Linked DNA regions of Homo sapiens: region 2 is linked to region 1. The links are chromatin loops, found by intact Hi-C in ENCODE. Cell type or tissue: sigmoid colon. All regions are shown on one strand. Links, peaks and the distances in the headings refer to the core of each region. The heading gives the core; the rest is flanking DNA.

What was found. Hi-C counts contacts between places; a loop is a spot of excess contacts. Peaks named below come from ENCODE experiments on the same cell type or tissue, not always from the same donor. Only the 100,000 strongest peaks of a DNase experiment are listed, where the experiment ranks them.
Region 2: it touches region 1 in a loop (3-fold over the local background); 11 of 110 quality-filtered maps call a loop at or near these places.

Annotation. Positions count from the first base shown.
Region 1 is chr2:47,055,654-47,060,653 of GRCh38, reverse strand. The region is part of intron 18 of TTC7A (tetratricopeptide repeat domain 7A); the gene reads right to left. Among named protein-coding and RNA genes, the nearest start is that of STPG4, 97 kb to the left of the region's middle. RefSeq lists enhancers at 2,716-2,805, 4,106-5,000. In sigmoid colon, for the core only: no CTCF peak of the experiment used is centred there; DNase peaks (open chromatin) are centred at 1,787, 2,263, 3,013, 3,333 and 1 weaker place; H3K27ac peaks cover 3,263 bases.
Region 2 is chr2:47,165,123-47,170,930 of GRCh38, reverse strand. CALM2 (calmodulin 2) reads left to right here. Exons shown (of 6, transcript NM_001743.6): 2 at 167-197. Among named protein-coding and RNA genes, the nearest start is that of CALM2, 8.5 kb to the left of the region's middle. In sigmoid colon, for the core only: no CTCF peak of the experiment used is centred there; no DNase peak of the experiment used is centred there; H3K4me3 peaks cover 512 bases.

The DNA.
Region 1 (5,000 bases), core at 1-5,000:
ACCAAATCACAGCATGGGACACACTGACTATAGGATGTAGTGGGAACACTAGGTAACGGTTTCTGAGTGCTTCCTCTGTGTCAGGCACCTTGCTAAGTGCCAGTCAATGGCACCAAGATCGTCCCAGTTAATGCTCACAAAAACCCTGTAGAACAAGCATTTTTTGTTTGTTTGTTTTTGTTTTTTTTGAGACAGGGTATCCTTTGTTACCCAGGCTGGAGTGCACTGGTATGACCATGGCTCACTGCAGCCTTTTTTTTAAAAAAAATTAATTTATTTATTTAGAAAAAGAGTTTCCCTCTGTTGTCCAGGCTGCAGTGCAGTGGCGCGATCTCAGCTCACTGTAACCTCTGCCCCCTGGGTTCAAGTGATTTTCCTGTCTCAGCCTCCTGAGTAGCTGGGGTTACAGGCACGCACCACCACGCCTGGCTAATTTTTGTATTTTTGGTAGAGGGGCTCAGGCTGGTCTCGAACTCCTGGCCTCAAGTGATCTGCCCACCTTAGCCTCCCAAAATGCTAGGATTACAAGCGTGAGCCACCGTGCCTGGCCTCACTGCAGCCTTGACCTCTTGGGCTCAAGCAATCCTCCTACCTCAGTCTCCAGAGTAGCTGGGACTACAGACATGTGCCAACATGCCCAGCTAATTTTTGTATTTTTTTGTAGAGATGGGGTTTCGCCATGTTGCCCAGGCTGGTCTTGAACTCCTGGGCTCAAGAGATCCTCTCACCTCAGTCTCCCAAAATGCCGAGATTATAGGCATGAGCCACCGCACCTTGCACAAGTACTTTTATTACCCCACTTTAGAGGGGCAAAAACTGGGCACAGAGGGGTCAAGGCATGGGACTAAGGCCACAGTGGGAGTAAGTGGTGAAGACAGGGTTTGCACTGGGCTGTCTGACTTCAGAACCTCGCGTGGGGATGTGGCGTCCCCTGAGCTAAGAGCTTGCTCAGGTGACTCCAGCCTCTTTTTCAGTGTTCCTTCACTTTGTTCATTGCATGTCCAGGGAGAAGGGGATGGAAGCAGACCAGGGATCTCTCTTTGGGCCCCTTGGTCTCCCAGGCAGGGGCTGACTGAAGGTAGGCGTGTGCTCAGAGCCAGGGAGAACCAAATGACCCTGCCAAGGATGGGGTGGGAGGATGAGGGAGAAGCAGCTCAGGGGCAAAGGAGGGCACAAACCAGGCAGTGTTGGTAACAGCTACAGAAACCACCCCTGCCCTGATGGAGAGCTGATGGGCCAAGCCCCACCAGGTTTGGGAAACATTTTCTCATTAATCCTGACAGCAAGTCTTGGAAGCAGGCAGGTGCTATAATCCATACTTAAAAAATGCAGGTGGCTGGGCTACAGGCTCACGCCTGTAGTCCCAGCACTTTGGGAGGCCAAGGCGGGTAGATCACGAGGTCAGGAGTTCAAGACCAGCCTGGCCAGGATGGTGAAACCCCGTCTCTAGTAAAAATACAAAAAAATTAGCTGGGCATGGTGGTGGGTGCCTGTGGTCCCAGGTACTTGGGAGGCTGAGGCAGAGAGTTCATTGAATCTGGGAGGCGGAGGTTGTGGTGAGCTGCGATCGCGCCACTGTGCTCCAGCCTGGGCGACAGAGTGAGACTCCATCTCAAAAAAAAAAAAAAAAAAAAAAAAAAAAAAGCAGGCTTAGGAGGTGAGGACCCCACTCCATTCCCTCACTGAGAAAGGGCAAAGCCAGGGCTGGACTCCCAAGCAGTTCTGTGGCCTCCCTCCAAAGCAGACACACACCCCTTTGGGCCAGCAGGCAGGGGAGGATCTGTCCTGCAACCAGAGGAGTAGGAAATGGGGCAGTTTCTCCAACCCAGGCCAGCCCCCACACACACACATTTCAGACCCACGTGGCACAGGCACACCCCACGGTAGGCACTTTAGGAGACGCGGCTCTTCGGCCTCACTGGGCACTCAGCCTTTGTCCAAAGCAGCCCCCAGGCTTGGCTGCCCACTCCTGGGGCTGAGCCTATGCTGAAGGCACAGAAGGATCAAGACACAGATGAGGAACGCAGAAGGGCCAGCAGAGTCTGACTTGTGGTTTTGCCAAGAACCCTGCCTAGCAAAAGCTGACAGCTGAGGTTACCCTAGTTCAGATTATGTCTGGGGTGGGATAGAGAACAGAGATGCCCAAGGGAAGCTCCCAGAAAGAGGTGGAGAAACCAGGCCCAGACATTCCCTCTTCCTGTCCCAGTAGGCAGCAGGAGAGGCCTAACTAAAACCTTGACTGCAACACAGGCACTGGGGTACTTAGCACGAGCATTGCCTAAGGTTCATTGTGCAACCCGAGTAGCCTGCCACATCCTAAAATACAACGCTTTCTGAGTGAGAGGACTCTGGTTTTTCTCTAGTGGAGATGAGAACTTGGGAGGATCAGAGAATTAAACACAGAGAAGCCAGGCTTCCTGGATATGGGAGAGAAATGCGGGCTCTAGTCCCTGGGGACAGCCTGAAATGGAGATTCCCAAGGCAGAGAGCAGAGGAAATGGGGTCTTTGAACCCAGGGGCAGATGGCTGGTAGGGGGAGGGGTCAGAGATTTGGCTCTCTCAGCCTCAGCTCTCCCTCTCCGCTTTGCTGTTGAGCTGCTGCTGGGGCATCTGAACAGGCTGCCCTCATAACTGAGTGCTTAACATACAACTTTTGAGTACTGACTATGTGCCTGGTCTCCCCACAAGGAGGAGAAAGAGTGGGGACAGGAGTGGGAGCAGCTGAGCCACTAAACCACTTCAGAGACCAGGACAGTGGAATGACAAGTGCCACATCTGAGTGTTATGGGCACTCAAGAGGGGCTAGGTCGATGCTGCTGGTGTGGTCAGGGAAGTCTTCCTGAGGGAGGAGGCATTGGAGCTGGAGCCTGAAGGCTGCAGAGGCCTTTGGACTAAGAGGACAAGGAAGATGGGCTGGGCTCCACTGTGGCAGAATCCCCCAGGGTCACGAGAGAGGAGAAGCAGAAGGAAGTGTGTGGGTGTGACTTTTGCAGGGTGGCTGCTTCCTCCATCGCCAGAAGCTCAGTTTAGCTGAGGGCCCAGGAGTCAAGCTCCCCACTCCCCTGGTCTACTTGGCCCTGGCACAGCTGATTAAGCTGTTTACAACTTGCTGCGCTGTCTCCAGAGGCTGCCCCTTGTCCCTCCCTTGGGGACCCCTCATAGTGTATTCACATCAACAGATTTTAATTAGAGGGTACCCCACCCAATCCCAATCCCTCTTGCCTCGGGGCCCTGGTTCTTCCAGAGGCCAGGGCCTTGCTGGGCTGGCCACACACCAGAGAGCACGCCCTGAAGAACCGTTAGGGCTGCTCCACTGATGGGCTCCATTCCCAGTTAGACAGGAAACCAGAAGACACAGACCAGAGCCCAAGCAGGGAAGCCTCCTGAAGGCTTCTGGCAGCCTGGCAGACAGTGCCCAGCAGGGCCAGCCTCCAGGGTAGGCCTCTGACCTGCACACAGGCCCAAAGGTCTGGGGTGACAATGCACTGCCCCTTGCTAGTCTCAGTGTCCCTGAGCAGATGCCTTCGGCTCCTGCTCGACGCTTTGCTAGCCATGGTCAGATAGCTGCAGTAGCCCTGGGGCGCCGCATCCACCCACGGCCCTGATCCTTCCCAGCCTGGCCGTGGCTGCCAGGACCCAGTGGTGCCCACATCCATCCCAGCATCCCCTGGCCAGGGCACCACATTTTCCTTGAATTTTCATTGTCGAGGTCATCATCCAGCACACGGGGCTGGATGGGGGGGAGGGGTCAGAGATTTGGGCACACGGTGCCCCTGCTGCACCCTCAGCGTCAAGGGGCCCCTCCATTCCTTCATGCTGTCTTCCCCTTTCTGATTTTCCCTCTGCTCTCATCATCCTCCTGCCTACCCCCTGACCTCTTCTCTTGCTTGTCTGTCTCCGGTTTTCCTCCTCTTCCCTCCATCTCTCTCCACCCCCTCTCCTCTGTGCTTTCTCTCGGCAGGCTACAAATGGAAAACATCTGTTCCCTGGAGCTTTGCAAGAGGCCCTTTTATTATTTTTTTGAGGCATCCTGGTCTAACCCTGCACCCAGAGCTGGTTCCAGTCTTCCTGCCAAAGCCGAGGCTCTCCCACCCCGGGCAGGGGGATGGGCCCACTTTCCATGGGCTATTTCCACACCCCCTTTGCAGGGAGGGCCTTGCCCGCAGGCTGGCCCTGTGCTAATGAGCAGGGTACAGAGAGCCTGGGCCCACCCCCAAGGCCTCTTAGGGCTTCTCCAGGTGAGTGTGCTTCCTACAGAGACCCTCCCCCAGACTTCAGAGAGGTGAGCCACAGGGCAGGAGAGAAATAGGTTAGTCCCCCCAAAAGAATTCACCATGGCTAGCCTTGACCCTCAGTGGGGGCCATTTGGGTGACCCAAAGGAAATAAGCATCAGACACTCAGAGCATATAAATGCCCAGAAAAAGAAGGAAGGTGGGGAGAGGGCAAGGGAGGAAGGAGAGTGAAGATCAAGGGGACTAGAATGGAGAACGCCCAGGCCAACACAGGGAATCCAAAGGTCTCCAGGGAGTTCTCAGGTTGGTCTGAGACCCTCCATCCCTGGGACCTAGAGGGCACAAGGCAGTCAGGGGCTGCATGGGCCTGTCCTGAGAGTGGCCTCGCTGACTCGGGAAGCTGGGAGGAGGGAAGAAAAAGCTGGAGCCAGGGAAGAGGAGGACGTGGGAAGAAGGCACTGAATGAAGACAGGAGGGGGGCAGGAAGGATGACAAAGAGTAGAGGAGCATGTAGGACCAAGGGTGAGCGCCAGCTTCTCCCTGGACTATGGCTTCATCATAAACACCCGCTTCAGCCACAGCGCTGGCCACCCCACCCCAGCCCCCCAAGTCTGCCCAGGAGACACCTGGGGTGGCCTCCAACTGCGGGCCAGAGCACCGGCACCAGACCACAGGAGTCTGGCACTGGGGAGCTGAGACTCAGGCCAGCTTCCCCTAAACCTGGAGAAAGCCCAGAGCTACCCATGAGCCCTTGGACCTCCAGGGTA
Region 2 (5,808 bases), core at 329-5,328, 110 kb before region 1:
TGAAGATAAGAGAAACTAGATGTGTGCATTTTCTATCCAGATGTGTTTGTTGCTGGAACTAAATGAAACAGTACATGGTAACCCTTGAAAGGTTTTAAACTTGTTTCTGTAACTGCTAATCTACATACTCTCAAGTCACTAACCTTCCTCTTTGATCTCTTTGTAGGCTGACCAACTGACTGAAGAGCAGATTGCAGGTGAGAAATACTCAGCTAGATTGTACCCATTAGATTCTTATTATAAATTGAATAGCCAACGTCAGAATAAGAGACTTGTATGAAATAATTGACTTTGGTATATGTCATGGATACTAACATATGGGTATAATATAATACAGTAATTCAACCTGCTTTGGCAAGTGGGATTGTAAACTTGCCGATGGAAGATGTGCAGGGCTAATTGTAGTTAAAGACATGTATTTTAGTCTGCGTGGATATACTTTGGAGCCTTGTGGTGTAGTGGTGGTCTTTGTTTTGTTTTCTGAAGACTACCTTAGTATAAAACAGGAATTCTGGGCTAGCTAACACGCTAGAAAAGGAGGCCAAGAAGTAACTAAGGCAACTTGAAATGGAGAATCAAAAAAGGAACAATTGAATTTACCCTAGTTAAAATTAGCTAACATTTTAACCTAAGAATTGCATATATAATCAGTCAGGGAATAACCATTTCTCAAGTGAAAAAATTTAAGAAGTTGGCATTCTATTCTATAAATGTCACTGTAGCAATGTGGATTTTTCTCTTAAAAAACAGTGACAGCTGTTGAAATGAAGCCGCTTAAATCTTGTCCCTTTTAGTTTGCTATGGAAGTATGCAAAATTATTACATAAAACCTGATGTCATGTTCTCTTTATGCCATGCCATAGAACATTAATACTTTTGATTTATCCTTGTACATTGAGATGGCTGGTTAATGTCAATGTTGGGGAAACTTTTTTTTCCCCCCTTGCCGGAGTTGTTTTTTTTTTTTATTGTAGTGTTGAAATGCTTTGCAAACTATTCCTTTGTTTTCATTAGACACTTTTATTAGCATGAGCACCAAGCAGTTTATTTGCCACAGTTTTCACAGTAAGCAGGAAGGGTTTGATAAGAGCTCAAAAGCACTTGAGCACTTTTTCTTAGGCTGGAGAAAACTGAGAAGCCCAGTTGGAACTATATAGCCCATTTAAAGCAAGCTCCCCACTTCCATAAGCATATAGAAGTTTGGGGGATACCAGAATTACACTAGTCACCTCAAATACTATTTGATAGGACTGTAGGTAGAAAGCTATTAGTATTAAAGACAAATTTAAGCAGGTTTTATTTTTATTTATTGTGTAATTTGACTTAAACTTAGTTTTTACTTTCTGAGGTTGGTAAATTACATGTATTGACTGTTATGAACAAAAAGCAAACAGTTTTGGGAATAATTTTTTTTTTGTTGAGTTACACTGTTTTAAAGGTATCACCTATTTGATCTCATGTCTCCTCAAAAAAAATAGACTGGGCCTGATGGCTGGTAATCTTATCACTTTGGGAGGCTGAGGCAGCAGGATCACTTGAGCCCAGGAGTTTGAGACCAGCCTGGGCAACATAGTGAGACCCCATCTCTACAAAGTAAATGTATCGTCAAAATGTTTTTCTGAAGTAGTTTTTTTTATAAATATACTGTCTCCTTCCCAAATTGTCTCAGGCTGTCTAATACTTTCACTCTTAAACTCTGACCTTCTGTAATACATTTCTTAATATTCCCAGTCAGGTACAGGTACCAACTGTATGCAGTACAGCATGTTCACTTTAGGGTAGAAAACGTTACTCAGTGTGCCATTGCATAGTTGATGGTCTGCTCTCTTAAACAACTCTTTGAAAAGAAAGTTTGTTGGCCGGGCGCAGTGGCTCACGCCTGTAATTCCAGCACTTTGGGAGGCCGAGGCGGATCACTTGAGGTCAGGAGTTCATGACCAGCCTGGCCAACGTGGTGAAACCCCATCTCTCCTAAAAATACAAAAATTAGCCAGGCATGGTGGCGTGCACCTGTAATCCCAGCCACTCAGGAGGCTGATGCAGGAGAATCACTTGAACCTGGGAGGCAGAGGTTGCAGTGAGGCAAGATCATGCCACTGCACTCCAGCCTGGGCAACAGAGCGAGACTTTGCCTCAAAAAAAAAAAAGTTTGTGTCTATTGAATATAAGAGGATCCCTCTTCAGTGATTGATAGCATTTTTATTTTTTAATTTATTTTGAGACAGTTTCACTCTTGTTGCCCAGGCTGGAGTGCAGTGGCTCAACTTCTGTCTCCCGGGTTCAAGCTGTTCTGCTTCAGTCTCCCGAGTAGCTGGGATTAGAGGCATGCACCACCTGGCTATTTTTGTATTTTTAGTAGAGATGGGGTTTCTCCATGTTGGTCAGGCTGGTCTCAAACTCGCAACCTCAGGTGATCCACCCGCCTCAGCCTCCTAAAGTGCTGGGATTACAGGTGTGAATCACCATGCCTGGCCTGGTAGAATTCTTATAAAGAATACTTGTAGTTCATCAAAACTGTGACATTCAGGACCTGTTCTCTTTATTGTCTTTAAGTTAAATCCTATCTTTTCTTGGCTTTCATCATAAAATTAGGTTTCCAATGGGAGTAGAGGGAAAAAAATCTGTTCTTAGGTTCTCTTCTTATCCTGCCTTTTCCTAGACCACAGATTTCTTTAAAGCCATTCCTTGGACCTCCAGGTTTCAGTTAAGATTTAGGGCAGAGGAACCAAAACTTCTATGCTACTAAAATAAAAATCATGTGCGGTCAGGGACCTTTTTGTTCTACTTTGTAGGCCCGGTACCTGCCACATAGTAATCATTGAATATTCCTTGAATAAATTTTATTCTCAATGAGTGTGTAACACAAAAAAGTTCTAGAGCACTACTATCCTAAGATTTCTGCCTACTCTCCAAGTCCCTTCCTCCCAAATTTGGTATATTTCAGTGTTTACCTTTGAGATGAAGGCAATTTTTTAATCTGGTAAATTGTAATTGTTGGTGGCTGGGCATGGTGGCGCATGTCTAATCCCAACACTTTGGGAGGCTGAGGCAGTGGGATTGCTTGAGCCCAGGAGTTCAAGACCAGTCTGGGCAACACAGCAAGACCCTGTCTCAAAGAAAAGAAAAAAAAATTTTTTTTTTTTTTTTTTTAGTTGTAAGTGCTGGTGACCGCTAACATCCTTGTGTAGATGAAGTTACTAAATTTTTTTTTTTTTTTTTTTTTTTTTTTTTTTTTTTGAGACGGAGCTTCACTCTCTTGCCCAGGCTGGAGTGCAGTAGCATGATCTTGGCTCACTGCAACCTTTGCTGTCCAACTTCAAGCAATTCTCCTGGCTCAGTCTCCCAAGTAGCTGGGATTACAGGCGTGCACCACCACACCCGGCTAGTTTTTGTATTTTTAGGAGAGATGGGGTTTCACCATGTTGGCCAGGCTGGTCTTGAACTGCTGACGTCAGGTGATCCGCTTACCTTGACCTCCCAAAGTGTTGGGATTACAGGCATGAGCCACTGCTCCCGGCCTAAAATTTTTTATATTACTTGGTCGTATAAAGCATTCCAGTCTAGTATGACATCACTAACAATTTCATTTTGTTGATAACTCTGCCATGATGTCATTAGTTGTTGCTGTTTGACTTTTGGAAGACTGATAGGAAAAATGTACAGTATTTTTTCCTTAAGAAGTCTGTACCTAAACTTTCATTAAATTTTCAAGGTCCAAATTTGTTTGAGAAAAATATTAATATTACTCAATGTATAGCAACAACTGCATGAAGCGCCAAAAGAGTTCCAGTACATGATCTTTAAGGGATTATTAAGTTCAGAATTTTGTGAAGAAATAGAAGTTAATAAACAGTCATTTGATTTGTTTTGTAATTGTCTTGTGATAACCTATTTTAATAAAATTTTTAAAACATGTTATTTTAATAAAATTATATGTTTAGGTAATAAACTAATTAGGGAAGGGCCTTGGGGTTGCTAATGAACAAATAAAACTTGAGTAATAGATTTTTCTGAAAGTTTCAGTTTGGTCAGCTAAAATGGATTTTGGTAGGTTCCTTATATCTATCAATTATGTAGAAGATAGCTGTTCTGTGGCATTCAGGACCTGTTCTCTTTATTGTGTGTTTAGGTTTTGACTCTTGGATTTAATTTCAGGTCATTCCTGGGAGTTACAGTTTAGAATTATATGCTTCTATACATAAAGATTACGCTAGTTCTGAAGTACAGGAAAACTGTAAAGGCAGGTGAATTAAAATTTTACTTTGGGGTTTATTATTTTGAGTTTTTACAGGTATTTTTTACTCTTTAGTATAAAAATACAAGTAAAAATTTGGAATAAACCTTGACCTTTAAAAGAAATGTTATTTGTTCCTTTCTTGAATGAATAACAAATGGTATTAGCATAGATACGGTTTTATTTTCTGCATTTTACTTATTCTAGCAAACATTTTAAGTGTTATTAGATTTTTAAATTTCTCGAAAGTTATACATAGTCTTACACTATGCATCTTCCAGTATTTAGCTTTTTGTTAAATCATGTAATAGAAAGGTGATTACTGCTAATTAAACATTGGGAATTTATGCACCTAATGGTGGTGTTAAAAGATACCCATAGCAGAGAATGTAATATAAACAAATACCTCAAAGTCCTTTAATTTTCTTGTAACCTAAATTAGGTGAAAGGTGCAATGTGTCTGAACTCCAATATATGTATTTCTAGATATTTCTACATTCTGTTTAAAAACAGTAAAATTGAAATGTCTTTATCAATTGTGCTATTTGTAGGTGGAGACTCCCTGATCTATTTTTGTCATTAGGTTGATCTAGGTTAGCACTGTATACTATCTTCATAAAATCAATTAGTGTGGTATGAACCTTCTGATTGGTATTAGATGAGTTCCTCTATAAACCAGTAATATTTAAATAAGAAAGAATGCAGTTAGGAGGCAATTGTAATAGCCCTGGCAAAGGACGATGGAGCCTTGAACCAAAATACTGGTTGTAGAGATGGAGGAAAAATCAGGCAGTATTTAAATGATAGAATTCGAGACCTGTTGACAGATTTCAGACTGAAAGAGTTAAAAGTGGCTCTTGGGCTTTTGCTAGTACCTTTAGGGTTGCCTGGGAGTATAGAATTCATTTTCATATGTTTTGCTTGTCATCAGCCAGGGGAGCTATATCCTGTAGACAGCCAGAAATAAAGACATTTATTGAGCGAGATGGGTAGACTAAAGATATCTTCGTTGTAAGTGGGTATAGATGAAGTGGCCAAGGAGTGGAAAAAAAGGATAAAATTGGTCACATCTAGACATAAGAGACAGGAGTAAGAGCCTTTGGCAGTATATGGTAGGAGGAAAATCAAAGTACTGTTACGAAGGCCAAGAAAAATTTTGAGAGTTTTTCCATGCAGTTTTGGATGCTGCAAAAAAATGAGATAGTCTTTATCTTGACATTTATTAAGTATGTATTTGTTGGACATAGTTCTAAGTGTTTGACACATACTAATTTTTTTATGGGGGGTGACCAGGTGAATACCCCTTGTGGGCATGGTATACTGTGTCACCCCACTTACTGGGCACATTTATGTCATTTCACAGAAATGAGGAAGCTGAGGCAGAAAAGGTTTAGTAGCTTGTCCATATTGCATTGCCAGAAGAAGAAACAGAGCTAGGAAATTCTAACCCAGTAGTCAAGTTACAAAGTCTCATTTTAGTTTCTATGCCATATGGCTTCACATTGAAGCATGCTTGATGGATTGGGTGACTGACTAGTAGTCATTGGTAAACTCAGCATTTTCAGGTGATGAGT